2 separate regions of the Homo sapiens genome follow, and region 1 is linked to region 2. A link is an interaction called in ENCODE POLR2A ChIA-PET data of the cell type or tissue named here. Cell type or tissue: MCF 10A. All regions are shown on one strand. Each heading gives the region's core, and the rest is flanking DNA. Links, peaks and the distances in the headings are about the cores only.

The links. Peaks named below come from ENCODE experiments on the same cell type or tissue, not always from the same donor. Only the 100,000 strongest peaks of a DNase experiment are listed, where the experiment ranks them.
Region 1: POLR2A ChIA-PET joins it to region 2 with 5 read pairs; 1 of 35 experiments calls an interaction of 5 or more read pairs at or near these places.

Annotation. Positions count from the first base shown.
Region 1 is chr1:221,856,218-221,861,604 of GRCh38, reverse strand. All of the region lies in intron 2 of LOC124904517 (a long non-coding RNA gene), which reads right to left. Among named protein-coding and RNA genes, the nearest start is that of LINC01655, 18 kb to the right of the region's middle. RefSeq lists an enhancer at 4,216-5,101. In MCF 10A, for the core only: no CTCF peak of the experiment used is centred there; a DNase peak (open chromatin) is centred at 2,654.
Region 2 is chr1:221,984,929-221,990,315 of GRCh38, reverse strand. It overlaps LINC02474 (long intergenic non-protein coding RNA 2474), which reads right to left. Exons shown (of 3, transcript NR_149071.1): 3 at 5,352-5,387. Among named protein-coding and RNA genes, the nearest start is that of LINC02257, 9.1 kb to the right of the region's middle. In MCF 10A, for the core only: no CTCF peak of the experiment used is centred there; a DNase peak (open chromatin) is centred at 2,245.

The DNA.
Region 1 (5,387 bases), core at 73-5,072, 130 kb after region 2:
TTAGAACTGGAAAAAAGTGAATTAACTATTAAAAAGAAAACCACAGAAAAATGAGAAGACAATAGTAGAAATAAGTCATCTAAAACCTCGAGAGGTAAGAACTTTTTCAGAATAGAAGCAATGAAAGGAGTCTCAAAGCAATCTGGTCAATCACAGATTTGAGTCCTTTAACATTGAAAATTACTGTGTGCTTAAAATCTCCACTAAAACATAACCCAAATGAAAAGGGTTTCTCCAACTTCTTCAGAAAAAAACTGCAGCAAGGCAGACTGGCGAAGATTAATATCTTTATTCATCTACACAGCAATTTTACAGTCAAATCCTTTGAGGAGGGCTGGAATCACCGCAAATAAGGAATTTGGCATAGAGTAGCAAACTCACCAAGGAGAGAAAAGAGTTCATGGGAGGGTAGGGGCCAGACTCACGGACTCCTTGCTCAGGCACTGGACTTTTCCTGCTTTTTCTACTTTTTTTTTTTTTTTTTTTTTTTTTTTTTTTTTTTTTTTTGAGACGGAGTCTCGCTCTGTCGCCCAGGCTGGAGTGCAGTGGCGGGATCTCGGCTCACTGCAAGCTCCGCCTCCCGGGTTCACGCCATTCTCCTGCCTCAGCCTCCCAAGCAGCTGGGACTACAGGCGCCCGCCACTACGCCCGGCTAATTTTTTGTATTTTTAGTAGAGACGGGGTTTCACCGTTTTAGCCGGGATGGTCTCGATCTCCTGACCTCGTGATCCGCCCGCCTCGGCCTCCCAGAGTGCTGGGATTACAGGCGTGAGCCACCGCGCCCGGCCGCTTTTTCTACTTTTAATCATCTACCAGTAGCCCCACATGAGTTTCTTTCAGCTGGGAATGATAAACTATTCACCTTCTCCATATAAGAAGGAAGAACCATAGCTCAGGTGGAATTAAGTCTGAGAAAAACGTGAACATATTTTTAGAAAAGACTCGAATTTTAAAGAAGTGGTTATTTGTCCCGAAGAAAGTAGATCTCATTTATCAAGAAGAATTGAAAGAAGAAGCATAGACTGAAAAAATCCACATACAGCTATTCTTTTCCATGTAGGTATTCTAAAATACAATGCTTAAAAACAGGTAAATCAATGACTGATTAAAATCAGAGTGCTAATAATTGTAAAGCAGGAACTTTTATTTAAATCCTCAAAATGTGTTAGCATTTAGTTTGGATAATAAGAAAATGATTATACAATTATTTATTTGTTTATTTATTTATTTATTTATTCATTCATTCATTTTTGAGACAGAGTCTTGCCCTGTCGCCCAGGCTGGAGTCCCCTGGCATGATCTTGGCTCACTGCAACCTCCGCCTCCCAGGTGCAAGCAATTCTCCTGTCTCAGCCTCCCGAGTAGCTGGGACTACAGGTACCCGCCACCACGCCCAGATAATTTTTGTATTTTTAGTAGAGACAGGTTTTCACTGTATCAGTCAGGCTGGTCTCAAACTCCTGACCTCAGGTGATCCAGCTACCTCGGCCTTCCAAAGTGCAGGGATTACAGGAGTGAGCCACTGCAACTGGCCTATAGAAATATTTTGAAGTATTTCGAAGAAAGATACAATATATTCAAGGCATTATTATTTTTGTACATACACACATCTATATATAAATTTTGAGATAGAGTCTAGCTTTGTCACCCAAGCTGTAGTGCAGTGGCACAATCTCGGCTCACTGCAGCCTCCACCTCCCGGGTTCAAGTGACTCTCCTTCCTCAGCCTCCTGAATAGCTGGGACTACAGGCACGTGCCACTGCACCTGGCTAATTTTTGTATTTTTTGTAGAGATGGGGTTTTGCCATGTTGCCCTGGCTCGTCTATGAACTCCTGACCTCAGGTGAGCCACACCCCCTCAGCTTCCCGAAGTGCTGGGATTATAGGCGTGAGCCACTGCGGCGGGCCTACATACATATATGTGTGTGTGTGTGTGTGTGTGTATGTATATATACGTATATGTATCTATAAGTGTGTGTGTATGTATGTGTGTGTGTGTGTATGTGTGTGTGTGTGTACATATATATATATATACATACATATAACCTTGATGCTAATGTTTTCCTATTCTGTGATTACTTTCAAGTTCCTAAATATTGGACTGAGGTTATTTGTGTTTTTAATGCCTGGGCTACATGTAGACACACGTAGGTCATAATAGTCTGTGATGTATGCATTATCCTGGGGGAAGAGTGCAGGGTAACGAGATGAGTTATACAATTCACAGTCTGGTAGATAATGACTGTCAGACAGAGAAAAAAATGTAGCATTCAAAATCAATAATTAGATCATTTCATATTTTTAGAGGGGTCATCTTTTACAGAAAAACAATATAAATTGTTTTCCAACTCACAAAGGACAAAAAAATGAGACCCTTGGGAAATGAATTCTTCACAATGCAGCTCTCTAATTGATCTGTTTGGAATTCTTTCTTGTACCATGTTGATGCATGCTAATTGGGAGGTGTTTCTAAGTAGAATCAGCTTGGATCACAATTGATTGGATGCGGTATAGCTGGCCTGCCAGATCTGGGAGGAAAGTGTGTATGAAAGCTCTAGCTTTACAAGTCCCACTAAGAGAGCATTCATTTGGATGAGGCAGAACACAAATCTAGAGCTCCAGGGATGACACAGCCCTTGGCAACCTTTCAGAAGTGACACACCATGTCTTCATTTACTCCCTCCTTACATCCTTACAGAATGGGGCAATGGATAGTGGTAGAACTTTGCCCACAAGCACTGCCCATTAGGAAGTGGCTTTTCTCAGCCCTATTTTCCATGTTCAAAATATGCCTTATAGAAAGGTGGACTGAATAACCACTGATTTAACACACTAACTCCAGACAGCTGATGGTACACCTACACCATTCTAGCTTTGTCCTGCTGGGCCATGATTTCTTTTTTCTTTTCTTCTCTTCTTTCTTTCCTTCCTTCCTTTTTAAAATTTGTAAAATTTTATTGATTTATGTATTTATTTTTTATAGAGACAGGGTCTTGCCATGTTGCCCAGGCTACTCTCAAACTCCTGGGCTCAAGCAATCTGCCTGCCTCAGCTTCCCAAAGTGCTGAGCTAACAGGCATGCACCACCATGCCCAGCCCCTTCTTTCTTTCCTTCTTCTTCCTCCCTCTCTTTTCGCTGCCTACCTCCCTCCCTTCCTCCCTTCCTTCCTTCCTTCCTTTTCTCCCTTCTCTCTTTCTTTCTTTCCCATTTTAAGAAGTATGTAAAATTCAAAATGTTTCAGGAGGAGGGATTAGATGTACTGCACTTAAATTTATTTTATACCTTACAACAGTATTGCTAATTTGTAAGTACAAACATCCAGTTAAAAAAAAAAGAATGTTTCTCAGGCCAGGCACCTGAAAATAGGGACTAATAAGATCATCATAAAGGAGAAAAAGGAAAAAAGAGGAAAATGACCAGCCAGGCCACATTTTATAGGTCTTGTCTTTTTTTCTTGGATAAAACAGAGGGCCAACCCCTGATTTGGAGGTACTAAGTGCTTTCTCTATTAGACTAACTATGCACCGTTGTTGTCTACAATCTATATTTATTAACTGCAAAAGAGATGTGCCATGAGGATAATTTTGTGTCCCCAGAAATTTAACTGCTGAATTTGGTAGCATCGTAGCCTCATATTAAACAGGCAGTATAGTGCACACCCTCTGCCCCCACCCCAACTCCCTTCTTTATCTGGTATTTTCTTCCAAAAACTATTATTCGGTAATATCCAAAGGACATGTCTTGATATTAAATGTAAATAAGTACTTTCAGAAGCATATAGTGTATTTAATGACATTTAATAAGTTCTGGAATAGAACATTTCTTTGGCATTGTGGCATCATTGAAATGAATGAATGGTGACAAACCGTGACTCTGTGTATAACTGGGTAATTCAGTGTAGAATTGTCTATTTTTTTCCCCAGAGGAATGTGTCGCTTTTGAATCTAAAATTGACTTTAAATTTCCAGTTACTGAGAGTTTTGCTGAGAGACTAGGGTTATGCAGAGATTGTGCAAAACAAGTTTACTATATAAAAAAGATAATTACCTGTTTACCAAGACCCAATTTTGGATTATTTTCATGGGAATTCACTGATTCTTGGGTAGGGGAAGGTGAGATTGTTATAGTTTTAATTAAACTACACATTTACTTTTTCAACAATTGTTTTTAACTGAAAACCTACTATGTGCTGTACAAAGCACAGGAATTGTAGCATAAGTAGCAGAGGAATTTTCCCTCAAAGAACTTGCAAACTAGCAGGTGGCAGACAGTAATAAAAGCTGATACAGAGAAACAAGCAAAGCAGAATGAGCAATTGCGTAAAGCTGAGTCCTGGAAGGCTGCCTGTAGGGGGCAGTATGTGGTCTGGCCTTAAGGACAAACGGAATTTTCACCGGAGAAGACTGTGGCGGGGGCTTTTCAGGAGGAATGAATAGGAAGAGTACAGGAGGCTGTATAGCAGCAGGTGGCTTTGTTTGGTTGGAAAACACTCCAAGTGAAAAGGCATTGTGAAGAATGGAAGAGCTACTGAGAAACCAGCCTATGGAGTTTGGCTGTCTCTCCTAGTCACAAATAAGGAGCTGTTACTGGTTTTTGTCAAAAGAACAGGATGATCACATCTGTGCCTTAGGACACTTTAGATGGGGCAGAACAGGTACAGGGGATGTGGTGGGGGAAGAAATGACTCGATTTCAAACAAATCAAATAAATTACTTTGATGTTTATATGGTGTCTTAGTTCATTTTTTGCTACTTGATACCTGATACTAGGTAACTTATAATGACAAGAAATATATGGTCTCACAATTCTGGAGGCTGGGAAGTCCAAGTTTAAGGGGTCATCTTCTTGCTGTGTCATCCCATGATTGAAATTGTCATCCCATGATGGAAGGCAAATGGGCAAGAGGGAGCAGGATGGGGTGAAACTTGCCCTTTCATACAGCACCAGTCCCACCTCTGAGAGTGCAGCTCTCAGGGCTTAATCACCTCTTAAAGGTCCCACCTCTTAATACTGGTGCAATAGCAACTAAATTTCCACATGAGTTTTGGAGGAGACAAACATTCAAACCATAGCAGATGGATTCAATTCCAGCTTATTAAAGAGTAATGTATGGTGAAGAAATGCAAAAAAAAAAAAAAAAATTAAGAGGTCTGAGGTCTACCCCTAGCTTTGCTACTAATTCATTTTGCGTCAGGATGAGTCACTTTACGTCACTGATCCTTAATGTTCTCATCTGTTTAGGAGAGGGAGGTGTGTGGGTTACTCTATTACTAAGGTGATTTGAATGATCATGTATCATAACTACATCCATCATTTCCTTCTTTGGTATTTTTATCTCAAAATTTGCAAACTGATTTAAACAGGATATTTAGGGTTATTTATTTT
Region 2 (5,387 bases), core at 311-5,310:
AGAAAGGGGAAAGAATAAAAAAACAGAGGGAGGATTAAAGCAAAGCAGGGAAAGAAGAAAGAAAACACGGTATTGAGAGTAGCAAAATATTAATGGGTAACATAATGGGTAATCTGGAAGCCTCTTGTGGACTGAATGCTCCTGCCCTGCATGGAAGAGTTCTGGATTACTTTAACTTTCTGCTTCTAAACAAACTGGGGGTAGGTAGAGATGGCTTTGCTGATATTCTTTTACTGGTTCTCTCTGCTGCCTGGGGAGTCTCATGAATCAAAGTCTCAAAGAATTGAACTCTTTTTCCAAAGACTTACATCCAGACCTCTCAACAGAATTATTGAATTAGAACCTTCGTGTTTTAGGAATGGGTAGAGGAAAGGTCAACTATGTTTAGTTTAGCAAAGCTTTCAAAGTGATTCAACACCATCTTTCACTACCATTACACACAAATACACACCCTATATACATATATCACTACTATTTTTATCTTTAAAAACTAAACAAACCACAACTAGAAGCTCCCTGCCAAAAACCCAAGAAGACCTCTCACCCTTCAATTTATACTTCTGTAGAATCCCAGACCTGTGGGGGTAAGAGGGAAGAGAAGCACCACCATGCACCCTGGTGCTGAGCACCTGCAGACCCGATTCTCCACAGCATACCCAGGGCTTGGCCATCCCCTTTGGTCTGGAGGTGCTGCCTGGTGCTTTGTAGCCTCCCAGACTTTTTTCTACAATTGCTCTGAAACTCAGATATTTTTCACCAAAATTGGCTGGACCAATTTTTTTTTTTCATTTTTGAGGGGCTTTTGGATGTTTTGTCCTGGGTTTCCAAGCTGGTGTGTGTGCATGTGTGTGTGTGTGTGAACATCTCTCAGAGAGCCCCTCCCCACACCCACCTGTTCATTGTCACAGTGACGGTGGAATCTGTGCTCTCTAGGAGTGCTATTGCCAGATGAGGTGGAGGGCAGGTGGTAGGTGTTTAGAATGGGCTTCTCTGTTACCAAGACAAGAGCAAGACCTCTAAAACTGTTTTGTTCCTCTACCTTCCCTTTAACTTTCCCTATTACTTCTGGGAGAAAGAGTAGAATTAGATCATAACCAAGATAGTTAAAAGGTGGATCTTCTAGCTAACAGCTTTTGAGTACATGCTACTACATGATAAAAACCTTGTTGAGCACATTATACACATTCTTTGATTGAAACTTTTCAGTGACCACCATCTGAGATAGGGGCTGTTATCCCATTGTACAGAGGAGAAAACTGAGGCTAGGTACATTAATTACCAACAGTCACACATCCAATAAATTGTGAAGTATAGACTTGAACCCAACCTGGGCCTACTGGCAGCTTAGGCACTTTTTAATTAGCATGACACAATGATATAGTTTATAATTTCCAGGGCATTTTCTAATGCATTGTCTTTTGGGTTTGAGGCAGTTTTTGACACTCAAATAGGCTTCTCTCTTACTGAAGAAGGGAAGACAGGAGGAAGGGAAAGAAATCAATATTTGCTGAGCCTGGGTCAGAAGATTTCATTTAAGTCTGTTCATTTAATTATCATGACAATCCTTTAACTTGAGTAATATTATTTCTATTTTTACAAAAGATGGTCCAGAATTTCAGGGGAGGTAACGTCTTAGCTTAAGTGTTCAAGGCAGATCTGTGGCAGAGTTGATCCTGAAACCCTGATCTGCCTCATCCAAAGCCCAGCAGCCCACGTTTCACTTTCATGTGATAAAGGTTTTTATGTAAGCACCGGACATTGATCATTTATCTCTTTGATGTGACATTTCCTGTGGTCCCAGACACTTCTTTGGGATTCTATAGGATGTCAATTCCTGGACCTAGGGAACTAAAATGTATGCCAAGGCAAAGTAAACAGAGGGTATTGTATTTTTGTTTTAAACTGTGAAGATACCACCAGGTATCCACTTGAAACACTGCTGTGGGCCTCAGTAAGTGTTCAGAGGATGGCTCAGGAATCAGGTTGTATTAATATCTCTTTTTTATCAAGACAAAAATGAAAGTCGAATCTGAGCATTCAGTCTCATCTGGAATGTTTTCTTCTTCTCTAAATATTTTAAATCAGAAAGTTTCAAATTCTTTAGTTCATGATGCTATAGTCTCACACACACGTACATACACACACACCCCTACACACAGGGCCCTAAAAAGCAAGGTCATCTCAACGCAAATCCATACCGTCTTTAGAGATCCAATGTGACAGATGTCATGGTGACTCATACCCATGAATCACTTATCTTAGCTCATTGAGGAATGGCATGACACAGCCCACATGACAGGGCCCATTTGTTCTTTTTGGTAAATCCCTAAAATTCTGAACAGCTGCTTTATTCCTTACATGTTCAATCATGATAATAGGAAGAAAAAAAAAGTGACTAGTGTGTATTTTGGCTGGTGGTTAAATAGTGCATCGTAGTCCTTTAGCCCTCCGTCCACTCTTAGAACATATCTTGCTTTTCCAGGTTCAGGGCTTGTTCCTCATCACCTCTTGCCTTTCCCTTGGGCAACATCAATGTCTGTGTGCATAACCCATCTAACACTGGGTTTCACAGGTATTTAAACTCCTCAACTCTGAAGTTCTTCAGCTCCATTTGTACCAGATAAGCAAACCCATAGCTACACCCTCAAAGCTGTCATGAACCAGAATGACTTAACTTCTGAGAGCTTAAAGTCTTTGATAATTTTCTGCTCATACAGCTCTCACATTCCCTTATTCCCTAAAATTATTCTTTGATTGAATCAAGACCTCCATTTTCTCACTCAAAATAACCCAGCCCTTTTCTGGTTTCTTCCTCCATGGTAGATACTATGCCCCATTAGCAATCAAAACTGCTCTTGTCAAGGCCATCTATGACATCCATGTATCCAAACCCAAGGGTCGGTTTTTAGTTGCGACCATACTTGACTTTCACTAGCATTTGTCACTACTGATCTCTCTCTCCTCTTGGAAATATTTTCTTGGTTTCACTTCTAAGACACCACACCTTCTTGATTATTTTCCTATTTACTCGTCAACATCTTTAGTCCCCTTTGCTGGATTTTCTTCTTCTCTCAACCTCTTAATGTCAGAGTGTCCTAGAACGCAGAGCCAGTCCCTCTTCTCTTCATTATCTGTACCCATTCCCTAGATGACAGCATCCAATCTGATGGCTTTAAAATCCATCTATATTCTGAGAACCCCTCAAGTGCAGCTACAGCCTGGATCTCAACCGTGAACTCCAGACTCTAACATCCAACTGCTTAGCCCACATCTCCAATTGGATGTCTAATCAACGTCTTTAACTTAGTAAGTCCAGACTCTAATTCAAGACTTTTGCTAGTCAAAACAGACTCTAAAAAATAAATAGGCCACAATCTCAAGCCACAGATTGAGAAATATATTCATAACACATATATCTGACAAATGATGTGCATTTAGAATATATAAATCACTCATAACTCAGTAATAAAAAGATTAAAATCCAATTAAAATGACAGGCATTCACAAAAGAAAAAAACATGGCCAATAAGTAATGAAAAGTGCTCTACATCATTAATAATGAGGGAAATGCAAGTATTTTCCCACAGCTGGTGTCTTGTCTCTTCATTTTTTAAATAAGTGTTTCACACAGAGCAAGTTTTAAATTTTGGTAAACTCTTGTTTATCTTTTTCAATGTTTTAACTATTTGGTTAGTACTTTTTGTATGCACCATTACACCTAAGAACCCACTTGCAGAATTTTTTGCTTCCTTTTCTGCTATTTGTGAGATCTGCTTGTTTGGAAGTTTTAGGACCTAGAGAGAAAACATTTCCACCAGGGGATACAACAATAATTCCAATAAATTGGAAGATGAGGTTGCCACGTGGCCACTTTAGGATCCTTGTGCCACTGAACCAACAGGCAGAAAAAGAGGTCATCCTACTGGCTGAAAGAACTGGTCCCAATTTACCAAGGGAAACAGGCCACTGCTCACAGCAGAGGCAAGGAGAATTCTCCTGGGTACCTTTTAATACCATTATGCACAGTAGTAAAGGTTAATGAAAAGCTATAGCAAAAAAAAAAAAAAAAAAACAACAACAAAAAGGCAGAAAAAGCAGAACAACAAGTGAGCCCTTAAAGAATGAAGGTTTGGATCACTCTACCAGGTAAAGAACCCCAAACAGCTGAAGTTCTGACTGAGAAAGATGAAAATATAAAATGGATTATGGAAAAATAAAATCATAGATATCAATTGTGAATAGCATTTTAACCATAGATGTCAATTATGAATAGCATCTTAACCAATTATAGAAATGAAGACCGTGGTCACTTTGCATATTTATCTTATTGTATGTACAAGGGACTTCCAAATTTGTGGAAAAATAAAATTAACAAGTAAAAACATAAAATATAAACTTTATTTTTCAATATGAGTTCCGTTAAGTTCAAGTCACTTTTATAAACAATGACATCAGCCATTTGGTTCATTCATAAAGAACTGAGGGTCTTGGGAATTTAACTATGTCAGTGCAATCTTTTTCATATTATCAACTGAAGAAAAATTTTTTTAAGATTAGGAAATCTTAAATAGCTATATACTTTAACTTAAGGTAAAAAGTTTCTTAAGATTAGGAAACAAAAAGAAGTTAGAAGGAACCAAACCAGGACTGTAAGGTGGATGCCTAATGATTTCTCATGGAAAATCTCACAGAATTGCCCTTGTTTGATGAGAAAAATGAGTAGGAACATTGTCATGGTGAAGAAGGACTCTCTGGTGAAACTTTCCTGGGTGTTTTTCTGCTAAAGCTTTGACGGACTTTCTCAAAATACTCTCATAATTAGTAGATGTTATTGTTTTTTGGCCCTCCAGAAAGTCAACGAGTAAAACACCTTGAACATCACCAAAAAACTTTGCCATGACCTTTGCTCATTGCTCATCTGCTTTTGCTGTGACTTGACCATTTCCACCTCTTGGCAGTCATTGCTTTGATTATGCTTTGATTATGTCTTTGGGATCATATTGTAAAGTCATGTTTCATCTCCTGTTACAGTTCTTCAAGGAAATGCTACAGGATCTTGATCCCACTTGTTTAAAATTTCAATTGAAAGTTCTGCTGTTATTTGCAGCTAACCTGGGTACAACAGTTTTGGTACTCATTGAGTGGAAAGTTTGCTCAATTTTAATTTTTCACTCAGAATTGTGTAAGGTGAACCAGCTGTCTACATTGTTGGCTATTGTCAGTGCTGTTAATTGTCAGTCTTCCTCCGTTAGGGCATGAACAAGATTAATTTTTTCCTTCCAAATTGATGTAGATGGTCTGCCGTTGCAGGCTTCATCTTCAACATCATCTTGTTTCTTCTTAAAATAAGTTATCCATTTTTAAACTGCTGATTCATTTGGGGTATT